Regions from separate parts of the Mus musculus genome. Here all the other regions are linked to region 1. A link is a loop called in an ENCODE intact Hi-C map of the cell type or tissue named here. Cell type or tissue: heart. All regions are shown on one strand.

The links. Peaks named below come from ENCODE experiments on the same cell type or tissue, not always from the same donor. Only the 100,000 strongest peaks of a DNase experiment are listed, where the experiment ranks them.
Region 2: it touches region 1 in a loop (2.1-fold over the local background); 7 of 42 quality-filtered maps call a loop at or near these places.
Region 3: it touches region 1 in a loop (1.9-fold over the local background); 7 of 42 quality-filtered maps call a loop at or near these places.
Region 4: it touches region 1 in a loop (2.4-fold over the local background); 10 of 42 quality-filtered maps call a loop at or near these places.
Region 5: a loop joins it to region 1, with 4 times the contacts of the local background. A loop is called at or near these places in 16 of 42 quality-filtered maps.
Region 6: it touches region 1 in a loop (7-fold over the local background); 8 of 42 quality-filtered maps call a loop at or near these places.

The regions. Positions count from the first base shown.
Region 1 is chr1:152,788,156-152,793,155 of GRCm38, forward strand. No RefSeq gene overlaps it. Among named protein-coding and RNA genes, the nearest start is that of Ncf2, 9.5 kb to the right of the region's middle. In heart, a CTCF peak has its summit at 2,218 (motif pointing right); no DNase peak of the experiment used is centred here; H3K4me3 peaks cover 839 bases; H3K27ac peaks cover 2,384 bases.
Region 2 is chr1:152,845,565-152,850,564 of GRCm38, forward strand. It overlaps Smg7 (Smg-7 homolog, nonsense mediated mRNA decay factor (C. elegans)), which reads right to left. Exons shown (of 23, transcript NM_001160256.1): 13 at 4,311-4,430; 14 at 3,170-3,452; 15 at 555-699; 16 at 1-31. Among named protein-coding and RNA genes, the nearest start is that of Ncf2, 48 kb to the left of the region's middle. In heart, no CTCF peak of the experiment used is centred here; no DNase peak of the experiment used is centred here.
Region 3 is chr1:153,366,825-153,371,824 of GRCm38, forward strand. No RefSeq gene overlaps it. Among named protein-coding and RNA genes, the nearest start is that of Gm46246, 28 kb to the right of the region's middle. In heart, no CTCF peak of the experiment used is centred here; a DNase peak (open chromatin) is centred at 2,397.
Region 4 is chr1:152,837,083-152,842,082 of GRCm38, forward strand. It overlaps Smg7 (Smg-7 homolog, nonsense mediated mRNA decay factor (C. elegans)), which reads right to left. Exons shown (of 23, transcript NM_001160256.1): 19 at 4,431-4,511; 20 at 3,943-4,102; 21 at 3,220-3,390; 22 at 2,953-3,098; 23 at 1-2,303. The coding sequence ends at 2,190. Among named protein-coding and RNA genes, the nearest start is that of Ncf2, 39 kb to the left of the region's middle. In heart, no CTCF peak of the experiment used is centred here; a DNase peak (open chromatin) is centred at 1,939.
Region 5 is chr1:153,089,707-153,094,706 of GRCm38, forward strand. It overlaps Nmnat2 (nicotinamide nucleotide adenylyltransferase 2), which reads left to right. Exons shown (of 11, transcript NM_175460.3): 7 at 791-835; 8 at 4,331-4,407. Among named protein-coding and RNA genes, the nearest start is that of Lamc2, 94 kb to the right of the region's middle. In heart, CTCF peaks have their summits at 596, 2,704 (motif pointing left) and 2,903; DNase peaks (open chromatin) are centred at 2,335, 2,665 and 3,045; H3K4me3 peaks cover 627 bases; H3K27ac peaks cover 884 bases; H3K27me3 peaks cover 241 bases.
Region 6 is chr1:153,399,949-153,404,948 of GRCm38, forward strand. E330020D12Rik (Riken cDNA E330020D12 gene) reads right to left here. Exons shown (of 4, transcript NR_033736.1): 4 at 4,238-5,000. Among named protein-coding and RNA genes, the nearest start is that of Gm46246, 5.4 kb to the left of the region's middle. In heart, a CTCF peak has its summit at 2,048; a DNase peak (open chromatin) is centred at 2,003.

The DNA of each region.
Region 1 (5,000 bases):
AACTATTAACCTTGGGGACAAACAGGACCCTCTGTAAAAACGGCATTTCCTGGTAGTGACTAGAGCAGGACCATTCCTGGACTCTAGGAGTCCAGCCCCTGCTGTGTTCCAACTACTGGTACCCAGGCCTTTGCACAAAGAATCAGAAGCCAGAGTGAGCACTTATCTGAGAACAGTGGGCAGCAGCAGATGGGAGAGATGTGTCCCGAAGGGACCAGAGAGTCACCTGCTTTCTGCTGAAGCAGAGAGAATCTGAGAATCTGAGTTTGTTCCAAGAGGCTTTGGCCTCTGACCTCTGACCTCTGTGGAGCTTTGTTTGCAGATTCCAGGATAATCAGGGGAGGGAGGAGGAACCTAACCCTAATCCCAGCAGCAAGGATAAACTGTCCCACTACCTCTGTGTCTGCCACAGTGCCCCAGCCCAAACCAAGGAAGAGTTCTGAAACCTTTCAAGTGGCCCTGTGGGCCTGGAGAAGGTACCTGGGCTCAGCGACGGGCCTAACCAGAGAGCTGGAGTTACAATCCCTGTTTTCTTCGATTAAAACTGTGTAAGGCAGGGACTGGAGAGATGGCTTAATGTTTAAGAGCACTGGCTGCTCTTCCAGAGGATCCTGGTTCAATTCCTAGTGTCTGCACGGCAACTCACAACTGTCTGCAACTTCAGTTCCAGGGCTTCTGGCACCCTCACACAGAAATACATGCGGGCAAAACACCAATGCACATTAAAATAAATAAACAAAACAAAAACAAGAAACAGTGTAAGACCAAGGGAGCCAGATCCTGTGGAGGCTGAACTACCACAGCTTAATCAGGAAACAAAGAATCCAAATGATTCCAGGCATTTTTTTTTTACCCAATCTGGCTACTTTTGCTTATTTTTCCATTAATTTACATTTGTAGAACCCTGCTTGAGATGATGGGCTTAAGAAACATTTCTTTTTTTTTCTTTTTTTTTTTTTAAAGATTTATTTATTATTTTATGTAAGTACACTGCAGCTGTCTTCAGACACACCAGAAGAGGGCATCAGATCTCATTACAGATGGTTGTAAGCCACCATGTGGTTGCTTGGATTTGAACTCAGGACCTCTGGAAGAGCAGTCAGTGCTCTTACCCTCTGAGCCATCTCTCCAGCCCCTTAAGAAACATTTCTAGTTTATCTAAACTAAACTGTCAGAAGGCTGTGAATCAAGCAGGAGGTATCTTGGGGATCAGGTATGTGTTATCACCCCCCATATCCTACTCTCCCCCTCATACCCACCCCATACCCACCCCATACCCATCTGGCACCCACCCCAGTCGAGTTCCTGACCTCAGGAGCTCCCAACCTTCTCTACTCCAGCTGCAGAGGTCATGCTGACTCCCAGATGTACAGAGGAAACAGCAGCTCTTATACAGCATCAGTGGAAGAACTTCAGTCATTTAGGGCAGGGTCAGAGTTTACTGACATCTCTATAAGCCACATCATCCCCTTCCCTAGCTACAGTATCATCATTCATGAGAGAGCTTCATGTTGGTGTGTTGTTGTTGTGTGTTGGTTGGTAGCTTGGATGTTGGTTGCTTTGTGGTGTTGTTTTAATGGGGGGGAGGGCAGGGAGAGACAGAGACACAGAGACAGAGAGAGAAGGGGTCTGGAAATCAGAGGATAACCTAGAATGTCGATCCTAACTTTCCACCTTGTTTGAGGCAGAGTCTCTTGCTTGTGGCTTTGCCTGCCAGGCTAGCTGGCCTGCAAACTTCCAGGGATTCTCCTGGGATTACAGACAAGTCCTGCCACCACATCCAGCTGTTTACATGGCTTCTTTCTTTCTTTTTTCTTTTTCTTTTTTGTTTTTTTGTTTTGTTTTGTTTTTCGAGACAGGGTTTCTCTGTGTATCCCTGGATGTCCTGGAACTCACTTTGTAGACCAGGCTGGCCTCGAACTCAGAAATCCACCTGCCTCTGCCTCCGGAGTGCTGGGATTAAAGGCGTGCGCCATCACTCCCGGCTTTACATGGCTTCTGAGGACTTGAACTCATGTCCTCTTCCTTGTGTGGAAAACACTTTAAACACTAAGTGATCTTGCTAGCTCAGTGCTTATTGTTTTGTTCTGTTTTTTTTTTCCTCCAATTGTATGTGCATGAACGTTTCGTTTTGCCCGTCATTGTGTAGCTATACATATTCCGTACATGCAGTGTCCAAGGAAACCAGAAGAGGGCATTAGATCCCCTGGAACTGGAGCTACAGACATAGTCTGCGCTACTATAATGGTGCTGGAAACCAGGCAGGTCCTCTGCAAGACCATCAAGTGGTGTTAATCGCTAAGCCATCCCTCCAGGTGGCAGTGTTTGTTTTTTATTAGGGGAAATAAAACGGGTTTACAGCTGAATTGCCTTTGACAAACTGACCTATTAAGGAAAACAGCATAGCGTGACTGGGTGCAGTGCTTTGGGAGTGGTCTTCTCCGTCTCGCTCGCTTTCACAGAGCGCCAGCTTTGCAAGCTGACAGGTCCCAGCCATATTTAAGGTCACAAACCTTGAACAAGTTACAGACTCCAAGGCTCGTTGGGGAAAGCTCTTTGGTTATCAGCGTTGTTGTTGTTGTTGTTGTTGTTGTTGTTGTTGTTGTTGTTGTTAGAAACAATGAACTGATGCCCACAAAGTACATTAAGCCTTCGGAGAGGAACTGGTATTGGGAGAGTTCGCACCAGCTTCCTGCTGCCCCGAAGGAATTCTAAACCTCTGCCCTATTACATCCCTAGCTGGCCCCTCCCTCATCTGCACACCTACTGGGGAGCCCTTAGACGGCTAAATTGGTCACTGCTCTCTTCACATCTGTCTTCACTGCCTCTGAGGCATGTTCCACATCTAAACATTGGACCCTGGGTCTGAAGTGCATACCACACCACCCCTGGAAAGAATTCCCGGGAGTCTCTTATCATGACACTCACCCTGCAGTTCTCCTGGGCTTGCATACTGATTTCCATGATCTGAGCTGTGGCTCGCCTCAAGTAGCTGCTTCCGTTCTCTGTAGGAGGAAGGAGCAGATAACATGGAGAGGAACATTTCAGACTCTTGAACCTGCCTGAGGCCCACAGTAAGGGAGAAACGGGATCAGGGGTGATGTGCCAGCCCCACCTGTTGGAGCGTCAAACTCTCCAAAATGTGGGGAACACTCCCTTGCATCTCAAAGATTACTGGGGAAAGCAGTCCCTCTTTTGTCTCCTTAGCTCCCACTACCACCTCAGCACATTCCAACCTCTCACTGCCTCCCTCTCATCCCCCATTCACTGCCCAGCTCCGCCAGTGACCTCACCCAAGCCTTTGATCTCCTCTCCTCCCTCTCTGAAGAGTTATGGTCCTGTGTTGCCCTCATTCTTCTCAGGCCCCAGGGACATTTTCTCAGAGACGAAATACCAACAGCAACAACCACAACAATGGCCATGGCAGCTAGCCTCAGCTCTGTGCTCTGGGAGAGCCAGAAGCATGACTTTAGTAGCAATGTAAAAGTGCAAGTTTACATGGACTAGCGCTGCACTTGCTAGGGCAGTTGGGGGTCCACATCCTCCTCCCCCTGTTGCCGGGTAGCCACACTCAGCTTCTCTTCTCGCACTATTCCAGCATCGTTATCCCTACCCGAGACACTACAACAGCTTCCTTTTCAAGAAGCTGTTGATGTGTATTTACAACATTTTATGTGTTTGAGTAATTTAGCTGCATGTGTATATGTGCACCACGTGTATAGCCTGATGAGGTCAGAGAGTGTTGGATCTCCGGGACCTGAAGATATGGATGTTTGTGAATCACTGTGTGGGCGCTGGGAACTGAACCCAGGTCCTCTGCAAATGCAAATGTTCTTAATAGCTGAGCTAATTCTCCATCTTCCTACAGTGGCTTTTTAATATGAATCCTTGCCCTGCTAGTGACAAGACTTGAAACACTTCATTCCAGGCTGGTAGGATAGCTCAGCAGATAGAGGAGCTACCAAATCTGATGACCTGAGTTTAATTCCCAGAACCCCCTTGCTCCCATAAACCATCCCCTGACTTCTCCGTGTGCCTCCTTTGCCTCCACGCCAAATAAATATTAAAAACTTAAATATGTATTTCAGGCTGGCGAGATGGCTCAGCGGTTAAGAACACTGACTGCTCAAATCCCAGCAACCACATGGTGGCTCGCAACCATCTGTAATGGGATCTGACGCCCTCTTCTGGTGTGTCTGAAGACAGCTACAGTGTACCTATTTATAATAATAAATAAATCTTTGGCTGGAGCAGACAGGGTCTGAGCGAGCGGAATTGATCGGAGCGAGCAGAGGTCCTAAAATTCAATTCCCAACAGCCAAATGAAGGGTCACAACCATCTGTACAGCTACAGTGTACTCACATACATAAAATAAATAGATAAATCTTTAAAAAATATATGTATTTCATTCCCTTCATCTTCCTCCCAGGATTTTATGTCCCAGTGAGTGTGTATGGGGTGTAAATGGAGATCAAGACAGCCATGCTGGAAGAAGGAGACGCTTTCCCTCCAAGCATACAATCCAAAGCAAGGGGGGATGCAGGAAAAATTGATCCCAAAGTACCAACTCCAGAGATTTGTGTTTTTAAAAAGGGCATCGTGTAAGGATCCTAAACAGAGTATCGCCATCCACGGCTTTCATCGGACTGCCGCATAACTGTTCTGCTAAGTGTTGTTTTCTAAGAACCCCCAAGAGGAAACGGTTACACAGCCAACTGTTGTGATCCAGTGTGCCTCAGAGAACGGGACTGGCAGCTTGGACAGAGGTGCAATTGAGAGTTCCTGGGGCCAGCTGAGGGGGTGGTGACCAGCACACTGTGAGCTCTTAGCTCAAACCAGCATGGGGTAGGAGGAAGGGAATGTCAGGACAGAGCATCAGGGCTCCGGGGACAAAAGATCACTTGTTCGCTTGTTCGACTTTTCCATCATAAGGGCATTATTACCATCTGGCAAGGAAGCTGCAGGTTAGAAATTCTTATAACTGTTTAGCAGACAGTGA
Region 2 (5,000 bases), 57 kb after region 1:
GGGGGGATAACATATGTTGGGGGCGGGAATCCTTTAAAACAGAAGAACACAGCTTTAGTTCTAAAGAAACTTGACAAAAGAAAGGTGTACAATTTGAGAAGAGGGTGTTTTTACATATTATAAAAAGTAACAATGAACCATGCAGGTCTTTAACATGACATTAAGAAATACAGCTGGGCGTGGTGGCGCACACCTTTAATCCCAGAACTTGGGAGGCAGAGGCAGGCAGATTTCTGAGTTCGAGGCCAGCCTGGTCTGCAGATTGAGTTCCAGGACAGCCAGGACTATACAGAGAAACCCTGTCTCAACATCGCCACCCCCCCCCCCCGCCCCCCAAAGATACTTTCATGTTTTAATGACAGCATGGAGGAATCTTCATAGTAACTGAGTAGCACTAGTGTGTTAACTACAGAGAAATGACGCAACCAGAGCCCCTTAACCATTAGGGAGGCTTTATAGTTCAGCTTAGGAACACTGCCCCAAGGTTACAAAGTACCCAGTGAGTGAACAGAAAGCCCTGCACCAAGGCCTCAGACAGAAGAATGTGTATTTACCTGGTCGGCTGGGAAGAGGAGGGAAGGCTCCAGGGTGATGGATGGGGATGAACTGAGAATTACTCGTTTGACTTGGAGTTTGAGTGACAGGCGTTTTCCTGGCTTCAGACACTGGAGTCTTTCTTAGTTCTGTCTGGGATTTTACCTATAATCAACAGAACCAAAACTAACCATAAAAACCTGGTGCCCATGTATTAGAAAGAAGCACCTACTTTAAGAAAAATATTAAAATTTTACGATGTCCATCTATATTAATATAAGAAAATTAAAAAGAAACAAGGGCTTTCATTTACTAATACAATTATTTTGCTCTCTTATCACAGAAAAATAAGGAAAAGGAACATAGAAATCATTTGTTTACAAGTGAGGTAGCTCATACCCACAGGCATGCCTACAACCTTCAGCTAGGGCTCTTCATGCTGAATTGTGATTTAATGAAAACTTATCTCACAGGTGACATACCATGGCTCCCGGTTTACTTTTAACTAGGTAGCACTTTTTTTTTTAAAGATTTATTTATTTATTATATGTAAGTACACTGTAGCTGTCTTCAGACACTCCAGAAGAGGGCATCAGATTTTGTTATGGATGGTTGTGAGCCACCATGTAGTTGCTGGGATTTGAACTCGGGACCTTCAGAAGAGCAGTCGGCGCTCTTAACTACTGAGCCATCTCGCCAGCCCCTAGGTAGCACATCTTAAGGCTCTTTAAACAAATACAAAAATACTTCCAGCAGCAACAAACAGGCCCAAAGTTCTAAATATCAAGTTAATAAGGAGATGCCATGGGCAGTCCTAAAGGTTGAGCCAAAGGCAAGAAAATAGTTTCAGAAAAAGAGCATGATAATCCTATGTCTGCAAACTGTTGTGTTGTATTGCCAAGGCAAGGTTCTGCTACGTAGTCTTGGCTAGTTTAGAAACTGCTATGTAGTCCCAGGGGGCCGCAAATGTGTAGCAATCCTCCTGCCTGTCTTCTGAGTGCTGGGATTACAGGAATGCACTGCATCCCTGTATGCCAGATTTACTTTAGTATCTACCAGTAGGTTGAGAAGGACTGAGGAGAAAAGGAGCCTTGTGTTAGCAGCATGGGTCTCACTGGGAGGCCACTGCAGAGGACATGCAGAAGATGCTTGGGCTTAGTCCTCAAACACAGGTCTAGTGAATGTGGTGGGGTTTTGTGTTTTTTGTTTTCTTCATACCCTCTTCTCTTCAGGCCATTTCCTGTATGTGTGTGTGTAGTTTAGAGGATGGCTCAGTTAGTAAAATGCCTGTGGACATGAAAATGAGAATTCATTCTCCAAATCCACACAAAAGTACCAGCTGCAGCACTTACGGTCCCAGTAAGTGACAAGGAGGAGTCAGGAAGAAGGGTCAATGACTAGAGTCTAGCTTAATGCTGCACTCTAAGCCAATGAGGGGCCCTGTGTCAAAGGGAAGGGTGACACTTAAGGCTGTGCTCTCACCTTCATGCACACAGGAGGGCACTGGCAGAACAAACACATTAAAATGACGGGAACCACACACTTCGTTGCCATCCTGCCCCCGATTCTATCAGGCAAGGAAATGATGGTCTTGCTGATAAGCAGCCTGCTGCAGTAGAGGCCCCCAAGGCAAACACCTTCATTTGTCAAAACGAACCAACAAATCATACAGCTTCTTACAGAGTCATCAAAACATTAATGGTATTAATAAAAGTCAGGATCCTTTTGTATTATAAGAAATTAACAGTATCCCTTTTGGAAAGGTATAAAAAGGGGTTACAAAAGCTGGGAAGTGGTTTTCTCAAACAAGATTTGAGTTGTTTTACCAATCTTTGAACCAGGATACTACTACTGTATAACACTGCTGGCTCAAACAGGTACAATGTCAAGAAAAGGTGTTTCATTTTTCTCAAAACAAAAACAAAAATAAAAAACAAAAAACAAAACCCCAAAAAACAAAAGTTAAGTTTTACTTTGTACAGTGAACCTTGTTTGTTTTTGAGATAGGGTCACTATGTAGCCCTTGCTAGCTTGGAACTTACAGTGTAGACCAGACTTGGTCTCTTACTTCAAAGACCCACATGCCTCTGCTTCTTGAGTGCTGAGTTTAAAGGTGTATTTTATTATAATACCCAGCCTGCAGAACTCTCCAGGGGGTAGGAGATAAAACAACAGAAAGCTTTGATATACTTTTAATTCTACTAGATGCTCTGAAACCCCAAAACTCCTCTGTAATATTAATTGGTAGTTATACTTTCCAAAGGAAAATACAACTCTGTACAGAGCACTTAAAGAGAACTTCACTGACACAGGACCTCCTTCAATTGATAAAGTCGCCATCTACCACAGCTCTGTCTATACATACCTTCCTAGGAGGTAAAAGAACGCACTTAGACTGCGGAACGGCTAATGTACTGGTCTTTATGAACGACACGAGAAACCTTGCCGTTTGTTTGTGAGCCTTCTCTCCCTGCTTTATAGTTCAAATACAGCTTACCTGCACTGCCACACTCTGCTTTCCTGTTTCCTGCAACTTTCCTAAGGTGCATCTCTTGGTCTCAGCTCTCCTCTTGCTGCTGTCCTTCTGTCCGTCCTCCTGAGTTACAGTTACGCCTTTGCTACAGTCCCTTCTCACCTCTTTGGGAGGAAAGCTTCTTCCTTGGTTCACTTCTCGTGGCTTAATGTTCTCTTTAAAGGTGACCACTGGTTTCTCTCCTGAGTCACAGCTGTTGCTTGGATTTCGGCCTGTAGACAGCACTGATTTCAGTCCTGGGCTCCCATCCGTAGCCAGTGACTCTACCACAGATGTTTCTTGTAGGATGAGGTTCTCTTTGGCTTCACTGGGGTCTTCTAGTATTAATTCTGGGATTTCTGTGATAAATAACAATTTCCCTACCTCATTTTCACACTGAATCAGCCTAAAAAAGCAAGAATAAATTCATATATAAAAAAAAAACCATAAACTACAAAAATAAGTAACTCAGTTGTGTGTAGCTTCAATAACTATTTTTATACCAAAACAAAACAAAACAGTATTACTCAGTTACTGAGACTCTTGTGACTATATTTCACATCAGCACATCACATTCAGTCCCTGTTTTTCCCCTTCTAATAACCGTGGCTACTCTTACTGAGCATGATTTAAGACACTAGTCTAAGTCCTTGACATAGCCTATAAGGGAGGTATATATACTTATCTTATAGATGAAGTGAAGCCCAGAAATGGTATAAGTTTATTTATGCATGCAAGTATTCAAAAGTGCACAGAGCATGGCAGGAGTTTAAAAACAAACATTAAGAAATAACAGTATCTGACTCTGAACAGGGTATGTCCCATCAGGAAGATGCCAGGTTCACAGAAAAGATCAGAGCCAGAAACTGATCACGACCCTAACTGACTCCAAAGCTTGTGTTCTAGTGACCTTGTTGCTTTGTCTTTAACTAGTGCTGGAAGCATGGCCTTGCTGTCCTGAGCGAAAATAACTGGCACATCTGTGCCAAACAAATCACCCACTAGAACAACAATGTTCAATCCAATTCAAATAGTACAGATGCTTACAAACCGGAGCAGTTCATGATAAATAAGAAAGGCAAGTTTAATTCTTCTTATAATAGATAACAGAGAGAAGAGAGACTAAGTACACTTATGACCACTTGGCTCCTAACAAGATATGCTACCAATACTGTCTTAGTTCATCATAGTTTTATACCATTAGTACACACGTGCGTGACAATAAAGGGATTGAAAGGAATGCAGGAGCAGGCCATGGGCATACCGTGGCTGGTTATCAGCAATCCATTTCCCTATGGAGATCAAACGCTGCTGTCGTATTCGTCGTTGTTGACCCTCTTTGTCTCCTGTAATACCCTGATGGCCTTTGGAAAAATCCAAGTTCCTAAAAATGACACAGCATATTATAGAAGATTAAATACTGAAGAAAATTTCCAGGAAACCAAATGTAAATACCTTAAGATATTTCCCACACAGGCTATAGACTACATGTAATAACTGTATTTGCTTGAATTTATATTCCAAATATAAGAAACAAAGCAGGAAATAAAATCAAGGTTCATCATACTAATTTTAATATTTTTACTTTCTAGGTACGAAGTAAAATAATCCATAGGTTTTATTATTGAAGATTCTGTTTGTTTGGGGTCCTAAGATGGAATCCATGTCTTTGTCAATGCCAGGAAAAAGTGCTATGAAACCCAAATACCCCTTTTCTAAATACTTTGATTAATTAAAAAATAATTAATTAATAATTATATAAATATATATAATTATTTAAATTTATAAATAAATTAATTAAAAAAATAATCACTATACACAGGCTGTATACCTTTAATGCATGCCTTTAATACCAGCACTTGGGAGGCAGAGGCAGGTGGGTATCTGTGAATTTGAGGCCAGTCTGGTCTCCCAAGTAGTTCTAGGGCAGCCAAGGGTATATAAAGAAACTTTG
Region 3 (5,000 bases), 580 kb after region 1:
CCACTTTGCTGGCCCAACAACTTCTTTTAAAATTAAATTACTTGTATTTATATTCCAAGCTTTACCCTCTACCATCTAACAACCTCTACCAGCCCCTTGCATTCACATTCATAAGAGCTAATTCACATATTTAAATTGTCATAATTTGCCGCTCATTCAGTCACCATCTACCTCCCCTGTGGGTTGTTTGTTGTTCATTTGTCCTTTGTTCTTGAAGCAGGGTCTTGCTACGTTGCTCAAGGTAGCCTCAAACCTGCCATCCCCCTGCCTCAAACTCCTGAGTAGCTTGGACCACTGGGCTTGCTTTGCTAAAGCATTTTTTAAAAGTATTTTTGGCTACACAGACCAAGCTTCTTCTGGACAAGTCTCAAGCATGCTCTCTCGTTGTTGAGAGGTTCTGAGAGCTGGCCTAGGCATGTCCTTAAGTGGGGGCAGGCAGTGAAGGAACTTCCTCCTAGGTTGGATGCAAACGGGCCATGTGTGGAGCAGTTCTCACAGCAGGCAAGTGAGCCAACGCTATCCTCTTCAGAGTTCCCTGGAGAGCATGGCTGGGTTCACTGCTGGTGGCTTGGCACGCATTTCTGTTCCTCATGTTAGCTTCATGAAGCTCTTTGAGAATTGAGATATGTAGATGAGATAGGTCTCTTCCAGGAGAGGCAATTTGGTCATTTGAGATCTGTCAAACCATGCCAGCCATACAGCACACATAAGGTCAGAGGATGGCTCCAGGAGTCAGCTTCTCCTTCTACAGTGTGGGTCCCAGGGATTAAATTCAGGCCATTGGATCTGAAAGCAAGGGCCCCTACCCAATGACCCATCCTGCCTACCTGTGACTTCTCTGTGCTTGCTTTGTTGTGGTGGTTGTTGTGTTTTACTTAGGACAACGATTTTTACTCTGCAGCCCAGGCTAGCCTGGAATTCACTGGGTAGTCAAAGCATGCTTTGAACTTGCAGTCAGTTTCTTGCCTTGGCCACCTTAGTGCCAGCTTTACCCTAGAAGCCATACTGAGGATGCTATTAGGGCTGGAGAGGTGGCTTGGTGATTTATAACACATGTTGCTTTTGCAGAGGACCTGGTTTGATTCCCAGCACCTACATGGTGGCTCAGAACCATCTTTAACTCCAATCCAGGGGCCTTATAAAGTAAAACGTCCTCTGATGTAGGCAGCCTGGTGTCCACCTCCTAAGACATAAATGCCCATGTGGTGACACTCTCTGGCACAAAGAGCATAGCTGACAGTCCCCTCTAACAAATGGCTTTTTCAGTGGTTGATAATACTCTTTTGATGTAGACTGCAGGTGCTTCCTCTACTCAGACCAGAACTTCCTGATAAGGAAAAAAAATCCTATTTTACAGCCAAAAGAAAACCAGCCTGAAGCCAGAAAATGGAAGAAACCTGAAGACATTAAAAAAAAAAAAAAAAAAGAAGAGAACTAGCTGACTCCTCCTCAATGAAATACGGACCTAAATACATTCTAATACATTCTTGGTAACTGGCTGCCAACACTCCGTGTTAAACCTGCTAAGCCTGCCTTGTTGAGACCAAATTAAAGCAATTATTTGTACTCATCTTGCCATCTGTCCTTCGCAAACACTAATTTGGTTTTTGGTTTTCTGAGGCAAGATCTCTCTATGTATATGTAGTCCTGGCTATTCTGGAACTCAGATGTAAACCAGGCTGACCTTTAGCTCAGAGATCTGTCTGCCGAGCCTCCCGAGAGCTGGGATTAAAATCACGTGTCACTGCACCTAGGTTTTCTTGTTGCTGTGGTTGTTGTTGTTGTTGTGATATGGTTGTTTTTCATGTAACCCATTTCCTTCCTTTTCCCTTCCTTCTTTCCTTTCCTTCTTTTTTGTGTGTGTCCTGTTCCAAAGCCACGCTTATTGGCAGCAGAGACTGTCCATCTAATCCGTGTGACTCTGATCATTGACTTAGGTGACGTCATACAAACTTCTCTACCAGACACTCGTGATTTCTCCCTCTAGCATTAAGTATTGTGTGAAGAGATGCTCAACACTGAATGAAGCTTTACCAAAACCTCTGGGTTTGTTGTTGTTGTTATTGTAGCTGCTGCTGCTGCTACTGTTGTTTCATTGACATGTCTCCATTTCTATTTATTTTTGAGTTTGTGAGGGGTCTTGTGTTTGCATGTGTAAGGGGAATGAATTTGTATGTAGAGACCACAGTGTGACTTTAGGTACCATCCTCAATCCTTCTCCACTTTATCTACTGAGATGGAATCCCTCACGGAATGCCAGAGCTCACAAACTTGGGCAGTCTAGTTAGCCAGCTGCTTTTCAGCACAGGGATTATAGACAGGCTGCTCTGTGGGTGCTGGGATCCACTCTTCCACCAATTGCACATCAAACTCTTTATCTACTGAGCCTTCTTCCCACCCCGCCCCACATCATCTTTTGAGTAGTTCCTTCCTTTTAAGCACAATAAAACATTCCAGGCTTATCTTGTTCCTCACGGCTGCAAGCCCGGAGTCAGACAGTTTTATAAGAAGTCCTAATTCCTTTTAGCGGAAGGTGACGTTTAGAAGACATTGTCTGGATGTGTGCTGAATGTTTGGGGGAGATGTCCCAGACTTAGGAAATGTTATACCTTCATCACTCCATCCATTCATCCGTGTATCCACCCACCCACCCATCCACCCATCCATCCATCCACCCATCCATCCATCTATCTGTCCATGGATCATATCTATCTATCTATCTATCTATCTATCTATCTATCTATCTATCTACCTACCTACCTATCTACCTATCATCTATGTGTATATTACCTATATGGCAAACCTACAAGCTCATATTAACCCTTTAATTCCATTCTAACAACGAAGTGTTCTCTTAGGTCCATTTTCTACCTTTCCTTGATAGTGAGGCATCCATCATTATTAATGGTTTTTATTATTTGATTGATTTTGTTGTTTTCTTGCTTCTGCTCCATGTTTAGCTTATTCCAGAAGCAGCAACAAATCCACACTAGCACAAGCCAAGGGCACTAGAGGAAAGTGGTAGAGAACGAAACCAGCGTTGTAGCACTAGTAACCAAAATGTAAACCTTTGTTCTGCTTCCAGTATACAATAGGTATCATATTAAGAGTAGTGGAGTTTAACTTACGTGATGGGTGGGTTTATCCCTGGACTTTCTTCTCACTAGATATGCACCCCCACCCCAGTGTTTTATCTCTCTGTTGTGTGTCCATGTATGTATGTGGGGTTTGGTTTTGTTTTGGGGGCAGAGGTGTGGTGAATGTGTGTGTGTGTGTGTGTGTGTGTGTGTGTGTGTGTGTGTGTGTGTGTGCTTCATGTGGAGTCCAAAGGATAATCTCAGATGATCTTCTTCAGGCACTGTCCACCTTTTTATTTAAGACAGGCTCAGAGACTGGCCTAGAATTATTCAAGCAGTAAACCTCAAGAGTCCTTCCCAGTGGTGCTGGGATTAAGAGAACATGCTACCAAACTGCTGCTGCTGCTGTTGCTTCTTCTTCTTTCTTCTTCCTTCCTCCTCCTCCTCTTCCTCTTCCTCCTCCTCCTCCTTCATTATGGAGCTTGAACACAGATCCACAGATCCTTGTGAATATAACACAAGTACTTTACTGCTTTACTGACTGACCTATGCCCTGCAGCTAGATAGTCTGTAGGTTACAGTCACTTGTGATCTATATAGCACAAGACCATACCTTGGGGGGTGTGGGCTCAGGGGCTAAGGAGATGGCTACCTAAACTTCCCAAGTGCTGGGATTACAGGGGTGTGCCGTCACACACATCTCCCCTTATCATTTTTGTATGTATCATAACATATAGCATGTACTTCACAGGCTTAATTACTATTAATATAAATTTTTTATTTTAAAAGTTAAATTAAAACTTTAATATAGCCGGGTGTGGTGGCGCACGCCTTTAATCCCAGCACTTGGGAGGCAGAGGCAGGCAGATTTCTGAGTTCGAGGCCAGCCTGGTCTACAAAGTGAGTTCTAGGACAGCCAGGGCTATACAGAGAAACCCTGTCTCGAAAAACCAAAAAAAAAAAAAAACAAAAAAAAAAAGCAAAAACTTTAATATAACAATATATTAATTATCTGAGATTTCATACTTTGCCTTTTGGTCATATTTGGTTTTCCCTAAATTTGTTTCTTTATAAAGCCCAATTGGGTAATCCTATTTTCTAAATATACCTTGGCTGAATTTTTCATAGAGGAAGTAATGATTTGAAGGATTTCAGAGGAAATGAGCTTATTTTTATATATTCTTAAGGTTTTCTTTTTTAAGCATTTCCATTGTGTTAAATACGTGTCGTAGACGTTTAACAATGACATTTCCTTCCCCTACCCACCAGTGTACTTATTTCCTTGGCAAGCACTGACTTGAGACTTCCACGGTTTACAGTAGGAATGAAATCAATCCACACCAAACTCAGGGGTCAAAATGAACACTCAGGGCTGGGGATGTTAGCTCGGTGGGGCGAGTACTTTCCAAACACGCATGGTGGTACACAGGCCATGCTGTAACCTCAGCACTCAGAGGGGTGGGCAGGAGGAACACATGCTGTAACCCCAGCAATCAGAGGGGTGGGCAGGAGGAACACATACTGTAATCCCAGCACTCAGAGGGGTGGGCAGGAGGAACACATGCTGTAACCCCAGAAATCAGAGGATGTAGGTAGGAAGACCAGAAGTTCAAGGTTATCCTTGGCTATGTAGTAAGTTAGGGGCCAGCCTGAGCTTTAGGAGCCCCTATGTTGAAAGGGACAGAGACATAGGTCATGGGAGAGCACACACACTTAAGAGCTCCTGTCAATATTAGGCAACATTGTAACTCTATCTTGGCGAGGAAGCTCCCATGGTAAGTACCTAACAACAGGCTCAGTTCAGAAGACTTACAAAGGAATTTTGTGGCTTCTGCCGCCTTTAATCCCAGCACTCAGGAGGCAGAGGCAGACAGATTTCAGAGTTCGAGGCCAGCCTGGTCTACAAAGTGAGTTCCAGGACAG
Region 4 (5,000 bases), 49 kb after region 1:
AACCCCAAATCAAATCAAATCAAAACAAAACACGAAAGTTTATTACACAAAACCAGTTGATGAAGATTCTCCTCCCCTTCTTCATTACCCCACAGTGAGGATGGCAAGGCGAGGAACCCCGCCGAGAGAGTCATAAACATTCCAAACACCAAATTCTCATGCAGACTGGGGCTATAGCTGGGAAGTGGGTACTGCAGGGAGGGAACTGGTAAACCTGTTGGCTGGTCTAAGGTGCAAGAATCAGTGACATTTCCAACCTCGGAATGCTGCAGCTGTCTGAATGCAGAGCTTACATACACAAACTGGGTGAAGGTAGCAGGGAAGGGACAGGGAGAGGACAAAGATGGACACAGGGAGGGACTGGAGCAGCACAGACAGTTTCTTTTGCCATTTAGTGAAGGGTTTCACTTTCAGACCTTTCAAAAACAAAACAAAACAAAAACCAAAACCCAAAAAACAAAACAAAAAAACAAAAAAACAAAAAAAAAAAGAAAAAAGAAAAAAAATCCAAATACCATGTCAAACTAAAAGAGCAATAGAGTAAGCCTGGGGCTTCAAGCACTCTTTCTGAAGAGCAATGAGCAATACCTTACCCCATCTCATTTCGGGGCTGCCCAGACCCCAGTGACACCTGGGGCTCCTGGATGTGCTTTGCTCTACAGCTGTCCTTCAGCTAAGCTCCACACTATTTCCCACACTTAGCCCTTGCCCTCTGGGAGAGTAGAAAGCCATGTGTGGGACACACACGCGCGCACACACACACACACCTCCCAGAAAATAATCCCTACCCTAGCACAGCAATTGGACATTTAGATTGTTTCCATAATTTCCCATTAAAATATTACTTTTCCAGGAAATGACTAACAGAAATGCTGTCCGTTCTTCTGTTCCTACACAGAACATCTTCAGTCCTCTTTCCTCCTAATATAAATTATCAAATAGAGTTTATTCCTTTCTCTTGCCCTCTCCAAAGTGGCATCTGCTGTGTTTTCTTCTGTGCACAGTGTGCATCTGTCTCTGTGGCCTTCAACTTCATCCTCGAGGTGAAGGCCAGGAGCTGTGACTGGGCATAGCCCGGCTCCTCTGCAGTGACGCTTGCACTGCCGCTTCCTTCCTCTTCAGACTTCAGGCTTTTGGGCCCCAAGTGCTGGCCCCATGCTGCTGTTTCGTGGTGAGATGTTGTACACGGTAGGAAGAAAACAATGACTACGGTACAGCATATGGCTAAAGGGTGGAGACTGATGCAAGAGGCTGGGAAGCAGGATGGGGACACAAAAACCAACTCAACAAAAAGAACCACACTGAAAGCATCCACCTATTAAAATGGGTTCCAGGCCGTGAATGAACTAGCCTGCCTTCTGAGACTGCTTGCTACGCTACTGTAAAGTGTAGGAATCCACCACATGAATTTGAAATCGTACAGCAGCCATCTGCTGGTCTAGGCCAGCAGCACTACCCACACTGCATCCTCTATTGGGGCTCGAGCACCTACAGAGTGAAGGGCATTTCCTGCTGGAGTTTCCAGGCTGGAGGAAGGCCTCTCCCAGAACCTTCTAAGAGGCCTTGTACCCTCCCTATGAAACACTCCCACTGGCTTAAGAGGTCAGTTCCCTGTCCTGTCACCACTGACCTCTCACAGGAGCAGCAAACGGGACTGTCTTTGCTCCACACTGACTAGAAATACGCCTGTGTATGGAAGAATTCAGTGTGATATTTTGCTACTGAGAGTAATAATAAAAGATGTTTAAGAATAATTTCAACTACATTCTCAGTCAGCAAAGCACTCATAATGGATTCCTATTTTATTCCCCAAAGAGGAAAAAAGGACTGAGAAGTTCCTATTGGTTTCTCCCATCTGCCTTCCCTTCTCAGCTTCCACTTCCCACGTGTTGGGGACATGCGCGGTGGAGAAGGTGAGAGGCGTGCTATCAGTAACCGAGTGGGACAAACAGCAGCTCCTCTCTCCCTCCGGAAAGCCCCGGGGGAACGAGAGTTCCTGATGGTTTTTTCTTTTTGTTGCACTGCGAACATTTCGTGCACACTCAGCGGGCTGGTGGAACACTTACACCCTCTCGACAGCAAGAAACAGACAAGAGAGCTGCCACCTGCAGAGACTGTGTGGGTCAGTCCTGCAAACCCAACATGCCATGGTTTATGGAGCCTTCATTCCCTGGGTTGCTCCTGTGGCCTCAGTGTGGAGGGTTCATGGCACCTTGTCCCCGCTGCTGTTTCTGCTTCTGCTGCATTAACAACTGCTCCAGAGCGGAGGGCCCAGGATGCATCATGGAACTGGACCAGATAGACTGAAAAACAGCCCCAAAACTTGTCAGCAGAAGGCAAATGCTTTGGCTGTCTGACAGGGATTTGTTTTAAATCTCAGCCACCCATAAAGACAAATTTGTCCTTTAAATCCACTCTAAATGCCAATCAACTCAGCTCTATTAAAAGTCATGGAACTCTCAAGACTAGACAGTTCCTAACTAAGATAATTTTGACACTATGAACAGTGGAATACAACTTTTTAAACCCCAAGCCAAGGTTATTCCTCCTACTCCGACCACTCTTTTGGAATTACATGCACCAACATGTCCAGCCCAAACTATGTTTTAAGTCAAATCAACTATGTTTTAAGTCAAGTTCATATGGCATGACAGTAAGTTTAATATAAGGTTTCCAGCAAACAAAACATTGTAGACCAGGCTGGCCTCGAACTGAGAAATCCGCCTGCCTCTGCCTTCCAAGTGCTGAGATTAAAGGCCTGCGCCACCACGCCCAGCTTACATACTCATTTAATAAGTCAAATAAGGCTAAACTCAAACTTAACAGGATTTAACATTAGGATGAAACTAAATGCTCTAGCATTTTGGATGCCCTGACAACACACTCAAGACGCCTCTCAATCCGGGATAAAAGCAGAGACACTGCTGCAGCAGGAGCCACGTGAGCACTCACCTTTAGGCTTTCCATGAGGACAGCAGAGGAATCCTCCATGGAGGGGCCGTGGCCTGTCCAGGTGCCACTCGGAGTGCTAGCCTGATGCCAACTGCTCTCAGATGATGACGTTGCTGAGAGATAATCAACACCAAAACCACCCATGGCTAAGAGATAACAATAGGTAAGAATACAAAATGTTTTGTAAGTGGCAAATATCAAACTTCAGGCAAAAATCAGAGCAAGCCACCCCCCTTTGCCTTGTAGATAAAGAAATGTGGATCTCACCTGGTTTATCAGTTTTCCACCTATCTGCAGGCCGCCTATCCCTGTTATCTGGAGTCCCAATGGGTCCAAAATTAGAGAATGGAGCAGAATTATGGTTATGCGTTGGAGGAGAACTGGGCAGGCTGCTTGGGTTAGAGGAATGAGGAGACTGGCTGGCTGGTGTCGAATGATCTGTTGAATAATTATGAACATAAATAGGGGTTTCCCACACCAAACCAAGAACTAACATTTTCTTCAGATGTGGTAGTCAAAATTTGAATGAAAGCACTATAAGAAGGTTTTGGAGAAAAGGCCAAATAAAGACCATGAAGCAGTCTGTCTGATCACTGTTGTGCCTGACTGACTGTACCTTGGATCCTAAGAATCATTATAAATTAAGACTTTATAAAGCTGAAATAAAAGGAGTCTGGAGAGATGACTTTGCAGTTACGAGTATTGGGTGCTCTTCCACAGGACCTAGGATTGACTCCCAGGACCCCCATGGCAACTCAAAACCATCTCTAACTCCAATTCCAGGGGATCCAACACCCTCTTTCTGGCCCCAGCGGGCACTGCACACATGTGGCACACGAGCAAACATATAAACAGTGCCCAAAACATTCCAAAAGAGAAATAATATATGATAATATAAAAAACTTTCTAATTATAGAATCTGACTAATGTTTAGTCAATATGGATGTACAGGAAAGGCAAGGTTTATAATCTAAGTATTAGAGTTGATACCTGAACTGGCAGGAAGTGATGGAGACCATGGGGTCCCTTCAAAAAGGGAGTACAGTGATGTTTCCTGGGAGGCGACTGAGGGGTTCAGTTCTGCCTTGGAGCTGGTTGTCAGGTTTTTTCCATACACTTCATTGAACATACTGCTGTTTGGATATCTTTCCTGAAAGATTAAGTTAACAACACAGAAAGAGATTTAAGAAAGTCATGTTCATGGATGACTCAGCAGACCTATAAGGTTCTCAGTAAGACAAACTCCAAGACTTTAACTTCTTTCACTTTCATGTCTTTCTTTCACTTTGTATTTTGCTCTATGTAAACTATCTATCTGAGGCCATTAAAAAAAAAAAAGTCAACCAAGCTCTAAGAAATTGAGTATCGATGAGAAATTTAAAAGGCTCAAGCTTGTGATATACAGGTTACTAGTCTACCCCCATCAGAGACAAACCAGTCTACAATACACATAAAACAAAATTCTAAAGTTTGCTTACCTGATTGACAGAGAACCCCGTGAGGGACAGGAAAGAAGATGAATGTGACATGAGCTCAGAAGGCTTCTCCAATAAGGATTTCTGCAGTCCCAGGTAGAGGGAGGAAAAAAAAGGTTATTTCTTCTACTTTCAAGTTAAAAACTAACACTTAAACATGTGTCTACCTGTCCCATGGTAGAGGACTTAGGAAAGGTTAGTAGAGTGTTCACTGTGATAATACAATGACTCCAACTAAGTGCCACTTGTCACAGGTGAATCAGACCTTCTTTTCTGGGTTTATCTGGTCTGGTGCAGAGATGCTGACAGGAACCAGGATTGGTTTTTGGATATGACCCTCAGGAATTCCCTAAGGACAAATTATCCTAGCAGGTTTTACTCTCTAAAATGTTAAAACATTATTGACTTTAAAAAGCCTTTCAAATCCATTTTGATAGCTGGTTTTGTTTTTATGTTTTCTAAAGCAGCTGCCTTCATGATATACTAAGTTGATTTTCTATTTAATTGTCTTAAAAAAGTTACTGGGGGTGGGGGCAGGGGAGAGAAAGCTGGATATAATGCTTGCTGTTAATA
Region 5 (5,000 bases), 300 kb after region 1:
TCCTGGATCCTACAGATCTGCTCAGGCAGTGCCTGTCCCTCCAGTGGACACACAGGAGCCATCCCTGGGCTCCCACTATCTTTTTGGTGCTCCTCAAAGACTCAGCTTGGGTGAGAACTTTCCCCTTCTAACTCCGGCTGCCTTCTGCCATTTTGGAGGTTCCAGTTTGGGGCATATTGAGAGGAAACTAAGAGACAGCTGAGGAGGCAGAGGCAGGGACAAGGCGGCTCACCTATAGATTTGTGTGTGCACACGTGTGTACCTTGGGCACCTCCATGCAGACAGTACACACCAGGAACAAGATGCCAGAGGCATGATCCTTCCATATTTTGTGACATCCCACCAAGGAAATGACTCAGCATGCCAAATTTGCTGGTTCTTTAAATCAGGAAGCAACTGGAGTGGGAGGAGGCCACCTCCTGTGACCCCAAATTCTGTGTCCCAGGTTCTGAGGGTACAGTTCTTGAGGGCAGCCTTCCTGGGGTACAGATATAGAAAGCACTCAACGTGACTGTGTCTGTCACTGGTTTCCCCTTGAGATGGTCTAATTATGAAAATCCCAGAAATACAAGGGTCTGCCCAGCTGGGGGCGAGGATGCTTCCTGTCAGTTGATACATCTTTCCTCATCTTACCCCAGCCTCTATCACTGAGGAGGCTCTCAGCTCCCTAATGCTCTTCTCTCTCCCTCTCTCTCTCCCTCTCCCTCTCCCTCTCCCTCTCCCTCTCCCTCTCCCTCTCCCTCTCCCTCTCTCTCCTGTTCATCTGTCCTCTTCCCGTTTATCCCCACAGATGAGAACGCCAACCTGGGCACAGTGATGCGGTATGAGGAGATCGGTGAGTTGAACTCTGACAGTGGGGACTTTTGGAGCCTCTTGCCTCCAGTCACCTGGGAGCAGCAAGTTCAGGAAGGGTGGAGGCTTGAGACCTGGAGTGGGTTTACAGCCAGGTCTACGGTCAGAATGTTCCTTCTGGAGTGTAAGATCATAATCTTACCTAGAGCCTATCGAACATCTCCCCATTAGACTCACTCCCCAGTAGTAGATCAGCCATCAATCTTCCCTTCACAGCCTCCCCTCCCTCATCTAAAAGAATGAAAGTCGAGCATCAGTGAGAGAGACCGTTGGTTTTGCCTACTGATACTGCAGACAAACAAGGCCGCTTCAGGTTTTTCAATGCTTTAAGGAAGAGAAGGAGGCCAGGGTTGGCTGAAAGCCACCATGTGGCTTGCCTGCAGCCTTGGCTGAAGCTAAGGTATCTATCCCACTGTCTGTGTGAGACCCTGGTGCCCAGAGTAGGTAGAAGCTGATTACAAACATCTGTTGGGGGCAGTGGGAGAGAAGGAGCTGACAGCTGGGTAAATCAACAAATCAGCAAGATGAAGCCTTCCCAGGGTTCCAGAGTGAAAGGCAGGTGGGAAACCCAAGTGCCTGCAGCTGGAAAGGCATGGCGGAGGCAGGCAGGAGTGGAGTTGGAGGCCGAAGATGATGAGGAGGGTCAAGTTGGTGGATGTCTAGAAGGAGAGGCAATTTGGTATCCAACCAGATCGGATTTAACTTCTAAAGATGTGTCAGATACCTTGTGGATACTCTTCTGAGGGAGCACTCGGGTTTGGGCTCCTGCTGTGATCTTAAGATGGCTGGTGTGTCTAAGTACCATGATAACCAGCAGATGTGATAACGTTTTGAGATGTAGTCGTGCCTGGGCTATTCCTGTTGCTTTCCTAGAACTATTTGTAAAATGTTGACAACTGGTTACTAATTGGCAGAGGCATTAGTGAGAATGGAGTGCAGTTAGCACACAGTTAGACTTCGTTGAACCAAAGCAACTCAAGAGCCTCACCTCTTATTTACCTTTTAGACTTTAACATCCTTTACACATCAGCTTGTCAGCTCTGAAGTCTCCAGGAGAGTGGGCACCTGGCTTTCTGGCCAATCGCCACAAAGCAAGCAAGTTCTGTAAGCCCAGAGGATCCAAAGGCAAAGCAGCCAGCGCTGAGTTCAAAGCTCTAAGCTCTAAGCTCTAAGCTCTGCATCCCTGCAGTCCCCTGTAGGAACTGTCACCCTGCTGCCTGTCTCAGTCCAGCAGAGCTCAGAACAGTCCTAGGATTTTTCAGTGTAATTTGTCTTTTCCCCGCCCCGAGAGCTTGAATTAGGCTCTGCTGTCTCTGCTGGGGGAAATCCCCTCTGGCTCCCCAGTCTGGCTAGCCTCCTCTGACTGCTTTTGCTTTCTGGAAGGGAAAGGGATCCCCGTGTCTGACAGGGAGGGATAATGAAGAATTCTTGGCTTCTGAAAAGGAGAGCCATGATGCCCCTGCTGACAGACAGACTCCAGGTTCACAGCAATACAGGTGGCAGCTGCCTCCGTGTACCGTGGGAACTGGGATGGGCCACTGGGCTACACATAGCTGGAATTCCTGAGCAGGGAGTGTGGAGGGAGAGTACTGGCCCTGACTGCTGGCCCTGGGTCAAGATGACCAGCGGAGGGAGGCAGACCCAGTGGAGGGCAAAGTGAGTAAGTCCTGCAAGGCCCTGGTACTCACAGGCTCCTTGCACACCACAAGGAAAATCCATCTTTTTTTTTTTTTTCTTTCCTAGCATCAGTGAGCCCATTCTGTTTTCAGCAGTTGGTTGCTTCCCTCATGGCTTTCCCAGTTCAAGGGCTTGTGGACTGGAAATATGGAAATCACTGCTGCCCTCCAGTGGCTTCATGTGGGACCACAGACTCTACCAGGGCCATTACCAATAAGCACATCTGCACTGGTCCCGGGCGTGGGGCGGGGTGGGGTGAGTCAGAGGTTTCACTCTGCCTCTCTGGGCTTTAGCCTATTTTTTTTTTAAGTCTCATATTATTCTTAGGCAAGAGTGTGAGTCCTAGCATAAGAATGGAAATCCCAGTTCAGGGTCTTCAGCCTTGGTGTTGCCAGCATTTAGGGGCAGGCATTGTGTGTTGTGGAGCTGCCCTGGGCACAGTAGGATGCCACTTAGCAGTGTCCAATCCACCAGATGCCAGTGACACAGTTCTCCTCTTCCCAAGCATGACATTCAGACATTGTGAAATCGCCCTTAAACTGTCCGGGGGCTATCTCTCAGGCAGCCCTCTTAGCTCTGCAACCACATCAATTGCTGGCCTAACTACTCACCATGTCTGAGTCCCCTCTGGGTGCCAGTCACTGCCAGGCCCTGGGGGTAGAAAGACAAATTAAGGTTCTGTGCCAAAGAGATAACATAAGCTCTCAGTCTTCATTGTGTTCCCTGAGGGAAGAACCAGAGACAATGAGATAGATGCTGGCTACTTTCTTCTGACAATGAGATAGATGCTGGCTACTTTCTTCTGCCTCAATCCCATCTAGAGACTCTCAGGGGCAAGCTCAACATCTGAAAGCCTTTGCCCAGCCCTGGGGTGTACGTCAGGCAAAGCCCCCGGGCTCTTAGGGACCATGGTAGCAGCCGTGTCTGGAAGACTAGTGGTCAGCTCTGCACAAGCGGTCTCATTGTCTCAGATACAACACGCTGGATAAGGCAGAAACCTGGGCAGCCTAAGATGTGCACTAAGATGTAGGACACTCTGAGGAATGTCAAGAATCTCTAGATTCTTTTCCTGTCACTCAGTTGAATCTCACCATTTGCTACCAATTTTAAATGACAATGAGCCTCAATGGGATAATTCAAATTGGGCTTAATGAGGAGGAGGAAAAAAAAAAAAAAAAAAAAGCAAGACAGGCATGGAGCACCACGGGTAAAGGGGAGGTGGCCCCAGCCTTGCTTCCTGAGCCCTTTGCTGAAGGCTACGTCCTCAGAAAGAGAGCGCACAGTTGATCAACTGGGATACTCCATCTTCACAGTCAGAGGTCTCCCTCCATCCCATCCCTGCCGTGTTAGCACTTGTTGAAGGAGGCCCACTCTAGGTGGAGAGAACACAGAAATAAGTGCCTGTTATCCAGCCCTAGGGAGGCTGAGACAGGAGGGTCCAAGAGTTCAAACCTCAGCTATATAGCAAGTTTGAGGCCAGCCTAGGCTACAGTCTCAGAAAGGAAGGGTGGGAAAAGGAAAGTAACAGTGGGGTGGGGGAGGGGCTCCGAGTCCTTATGCCAACGTATGTAGCTGGCTGCTGTTAGAGAGCCCAGCCATCCTGCGCTAGCCCTGAAGGTGGTGGTGGTGAGGTTGGGTTGGGGGTGCTGAACTATGGATACCCTGGGGTGGTGTTGTCAAGGCGACCTGAGCCCCACAGTTCTAAGAGTGCAGACTTAAGTGTTCTTGAGGGTAGAAAGCTGAGAGCTAGTACCCAGATCCTCCTCTGATGCTGTGTGCCACCTCTGCTCTCCCTCCCCAGAGCTGCGCATCTTGCTGCTGTGTGGTAGTGACCTGCTGGAGTCTTTCTGCATCCCAGGACTCTGGAATGAGGCAGATGTGAGTAGCCATATTCCCAAATCTACAAGCAGCTTGGGGTGGGGGTGGGGGCATGGGGGAGGCATGTTTGATTTTGGCTTCTGTCTCCCCCCAACAGTCACAGACTGGAATCTCTTGCCTCTTCAAAGTTCCCAAGAGGGCAATTCATTCACATGACCATGGAGGAAAGTTCTCACCTACCCCAGCCTTTGTCTCCTCACCCTCCTCCTCATCCTCACCCTGGGGAACCCTGGGAAAAAAGCACTCCGGGTTATAGAATGTCTTGTTCCAAGCGCTGCCTGGGGTGTGCATGCTGAGGTCACTGAGACATGAGGGGAGGGATCAAGAAGAAATTCTGCCCTTCGGAGGTTATAGGTGTGGCTTGTTTTCCTTTGCTGCCTTTGAAGGGATAGTAACTACTATCCCAGTCTCCCCATAGCAAAAGAATGGGGGTCCAGAGGGGGATCTCTGGTTAGAGGCATCCTTTAGATGACCGATTTGACTTAAGGGAAAGAGGCAGTTAAACCTAAGCCACTCAGAAGTTCTGACTCGGATGGCCAGTCCCCTGCTTTCCACACACGCTGTTCTCTCCTGCTGGTTTATTCATTCTCTCT
Region 6 (5,000 bases), 610 kb after region 1:
TGGTTATGTGTTTCATCACAGAGATAGAAGCCCTAACTAAGACAGCCAAGGGGTCCCTGAAGCATCATGAACTGTAAAGGTTATTGCTTCTCCTGCCCGTTGTGCCTCAACTAGAGTGAGTCCCTTTGGCTGAAGACACCAGATGCTTCAGCTGAAGGACATGAGGAAATCAAGCTTGTACTAAACTAGAATCTCCCTCCCTCCTATCTCCCTCCCTAGTGCCAGATGGTGGAGAACTGTCTCCAACAAATTTGCTTAGCTGTTTTTTAATCCTTTGTAAAAGTGACTAATGACTTAGGGTCTTGTTCTGTAATCCTGGCTGTCCTGGAACTCATAGAGACCTGCCTGCCTCTGCCTCTACCTCCCAGTGGCTCTGCATTCTTCACACCATTCTCCCTTCTATTTTACTCCTGTCTGTGTTGCCTACAACTGACTTCTCTTTCATAAATCAGCTCCACTGGGAATTTTATCTGCTCACGGAAATATAAATCAATACTTCTGGGGAAATAAACAATCTGGCAATCTGAAGTTGCTGACGTCGTCCTTTTCATAAATTAAAATTTAAAACATTTTTAGTTAAGAGTCCCACTTTGTGGCCCTGACTGAGCTTGAACTTAGAGACCCTCCTACCTTTGCCTCTCAAGAGCTGGGATTAATCTACACCAGCTCTAAAAGGTTTTTTTTTTTTCAGGTTTTTTTCTTTGTTTGTTTGTTTTGAGACAGTGTTTCTCTATATAGCCCTGGCTATCCTGGAACTCACTCTGTAGACCAGGCTGGCCTCAAAATCAGAAATTCTCCTGCCTCTGCCACCCAAGTGCTGGGATTAAAGGCGCGTGTGCCACCACTGCCCTACACCACAAGAGGGCAGATCCTCTGGATCTGGGGTTACAGCCAGTTGGGAGCTAGCTGTCCCTCGAGGGTGCTGGGTATTGAACTGGGGTCCTCTATGACCAGAAAGTGCTCTTAGTCACTAAGACTGTCTCCAGCTGGTCCACATCGTCTTTTAATGCCATAAATACACATGCTAGAGTAATGAAAACTCATTTTCTGATATCTTTACCAGGTTAAGAAGAAGAAGAAACAAGAGAAAGCTCCCAGGAGGACAGGCATGGTGGCCCACACCCCAGATCCCAGCCCTCGGAGGACTGAGGCAGGACGGTTTTGGCTTTGAGAAAAAGCAAAGTAATCTAGCAAGACCTTGCTTCAAAGTGAAAAACAAAACAAAACAAAAACAAGCTGAACAAAAGTTTTACTCTAGAGTACTTCTGCAATGTAGAATTATATAAGGTGAAATAAGAAGTTCCCTTTCATAACCATGTTCTCTATGATACAACCGCTCCTCTGCAAAGGCTACAGCTGAATAACTTCTTATATTTTCCTATCCTCTTGTTATGTTTGCCTGTATCAAAACATTTAGCGTGCATGCGTGTCTGTGTGTGTGTATGACTGATGTGCCTGCGCGCATATGTGTGTATTTGTGAGTGTGAGTATGTATATTTGTGTGTGTGTTGATGACAATTGCCCTTCAATGGCTCTCCACTTCATCTGTGTGTTTTCCCTGTTATTAGGAATTTCTGCTCTTTTCCATGCAAGACTAATTACCTAGTGTGCTTAGAGACCTTTTCCATGAAGACAGAAATCCAAGTACTCGCCGACTATGAAGACCCACGTGGGTTGCTAGCTTTTTTTGGAGTAGCTTTAGTCAGAGATTTAGTTTGTGTCCTTCCTGCCTTTCTCTAGTGCCATGTGCCCTTAAATAGTAGGGCAAGCCTTTTATGCAGTTTAAACAGAATACGATTTAAAACCTGTATTTATCTTGAAAAGAACTGAAAGAGAAAGCTAAACAAGTATGGAGGGGTCAGCACAGGCCGTCAAAGGCTGAAGCCTCAGCAGAACCAGGAGCTGCAGGTTAAAGAGCTGGAGGTTAGAAGTCTGAGCTTGCACAGCAGACATCTGAGTCAGAGCTGGAGCAGGAATGCTTCACTGTGCCCAGCCCTTTGGGACTGGGGCTTGCACCAGTCCCCAAAGCTCTCCAGTGCCGCCGTGTGGTCAGATGCAGGAGCTACACGTACCAGAGAGCCGTTCTGAAGCATCCCACCTTCCAGGAATATCAGTTGTTAGAGTCCAGGCAGAATAAAGAGCAAGGAAAAAACTGATGTGCCAAGACGAGGAAAACATAGATTATTTAGTAATCCGTTGCTAATTGGAAAGATTTTTGAACGTTTTTAAAAATCTGTTTCATTAAGAAAACCAAAAAATGGGGCTGGTGAGATGGTTCAGTGGGTAAGAGCACCCAACTGCTCTTCCGAAGGTCCGAAGTTCAAATCCCAGCAACCACATGGTGGCTCACAACCATCCGTAATGAAATCTGACTTCCTCTTCTGGAGTGTCTGAAGACAGCTACAGTGTACTTACATATAATAAGAATAAATAAATCTTTAAAGAAAAAAAAGAAAACCAAAAAATAAATCCAAGTCATGTTTCCCAACATTCTCTGGTATACCTCTTCAAAACAATAAAAAGGAAGTTTCCACCAAACAAAACTTCAAAATTCCAAACTCTCCACATGCACTCGTTACATCTTCTCTGGAAAATGTAAGCTTTGTGCAAATTTTTATGGGCTTAGGGTGTAGCTCTGTTGTTCTAGCGTTCAGGAAGCCCTGGGTTCCATGCCCAGCACCAAATACAATGGCTTGGGGGTCGCATGCCGATAAGCTCAGCACTCTGGAGGTGGAGGTTCAGAAATGCAAAGTCATTCTCAGGTATGGAGTGAGTTGGGTGCTAGCCTGGGTAACATGAGATCCTGTTGCAAAAATTAAAAATCTTTATCAAATAGTAGAGATTAAAATGATATATTAATGGGGCTGGTGAGATGGCTCAGTGGGTAAGAGCACTGACTGCTCTTCCAAAGGTCTTGAGTTCAAATCCCAGCAACCACATGGTGGCTCACAACCATCTGTAATGAGATCTGACGCCCTCTTCTGGTGTGTCTGAAGACACCTACAGTGTACTTACATAGGTGTCTTAGTCAGGGTTTCTATTCCTGGACAAAACATCATGACCAAGAAGCAAGTTGGGGAGGAAAGGGTTTATTCGGCTTACACTTCCATACTGCTGTTCATCACCAAGGAAGTCAGGACTGGAACTCAAGCAGGTCAGGAAGCAGGAGCTGATGCAGAGGCCATGGAGGGATGTTCCTTACTGGCTTGCTTCCCCTGGCTTGCTCAGCCTGCTCTCTTATAGAACCCAAGACTACCAGCCCAGAGATGGTCCCACCCACAAGGGAACCTCCCCCCTTGATCACTAATAGAGAAAATGCCTTGCAGCTGGATCTCGTGGAGGCATTTCCCCAACTGAAGCTCCTTTCTCTGTGATAACTCCAGCTGTGTCAAGTTGACACACAAAACAGGCTAGTACACATAGGACAATAAATAAATCTTTTAAAAAATAAAATACTATATTAACGCCAAAGTCCCTAAACTGGAGTGGTTTCTTATGTCCTCGTGGATTTTTTTGTGCCTACTGATAACTTGCTGATGGAAAACTGATCCTTTTATATTTGCAATAGACAAAGCCCACCATTTTCCTGTCCTCATCCTCCAAATCCTTAGGCAAATGTCTTCTTAGGGATGACCCTCCCTGCAAATGTCTGCCATCCAGCTTCCCCAGTGCCCTCCAGACTTGTCCGCTCTCCAGGGTGCTTGCCACGCTTCATGCTATAAATGTTACCACTAAACAAGCTAGGCAGCTGGGCATGGTGGTGCACCCCTTCAATCCCAGCACTCAAGAGGCCCAGAGAGGCAGAGGTCTCAGAGTTTGAGGCCAGCCTGGTCTACAAAGTGAGTTCCGTGACAGCCAGGGCTCTATTGCACAGAGAAACCGTCTCAAAAAAACAAAACAGAACAAAACAAAACAGTTATATAGCCTGTCTAATTACCTTCTAAATAACCACATTTGTGTTCATAGACTAGCACTGGGTCAGTTGGTCAGAGAATCTTCTGACTGTGCACTCTGTGGTGACTGTAAAGACTTGGTATAGGAATAAATTCTGGGCTGGGCAGTGGTGGCACACATCTTTAATCCCAGCACTTGGGAGGCAGAGGCAGGTGGATATCTAAGTTCGAGGCCAGCCTGGTCTACAGAGTGAGTTCCAGGATAGCCAGGACTGCACAGAGAAACCCTGTCTCAACACCCCCGCACCCCGTGCAAAAAAAGGAATAAATTCTGGCCCAGGGGTAGTGGTACATGCACACACCTTTAATCCCATTTACTCAGGAGAGATCCAGGATGTCGAGGGCTACTTCGGGAAACATTGTCTAGGGAGGGGGGTGGGAGAATAAGAATACATGACTGTTGAAGGCCCAGTCTCAGGTGGGACATACATATCACCTTCCCAAGGTTCAGAAAGCATCCTGAAAGGAGAGAAGGATGAGTGTAAGAGCCAGAGGAAGTCTGGGAGGGGCTTCCCTACCTGACGAGGCTGTTGCAATCTTGAGTGGAAAGTACAGAGAGAGCACACTGGTCAACACCATCATCACCCTGTCGTGAAGGGGGAGGAGCTCACGGGGACCCAGCCCTCCATGTGCATTTAATGCTTGGGGGCGGGGGGGGGAGAGATGTTTTGTTCAGTGGTGCAGACACTGGCCACAAACTTCCACCCTACTCCTTTGAGTAACCCTAACTAATTTCCTTCATGGCCTCTGCTCTAGTTCCTGCCTTGGGTTCCTGTTCTGATTTCACTCAGTGACCTGAGAGTTGTAAGCTGAACTAAACCCTCTCCTCCACAGTTGCTTTTGGTCATGGTGTTTTACCACAACAATATAAATCCTAAGATACTAATAATGTTGCCATGACATATTTATATTTTTTCTTTTTATTAATCTTTATTGGAACATGTGTGTGTGTGTGTGTACATAATCCAGTGCCTTCTATGTGGAATAGAGGGATAGAACTCAGATTTTCAGTTTCGCTTAACAAGCACCTTTACCCACTAAGCCATG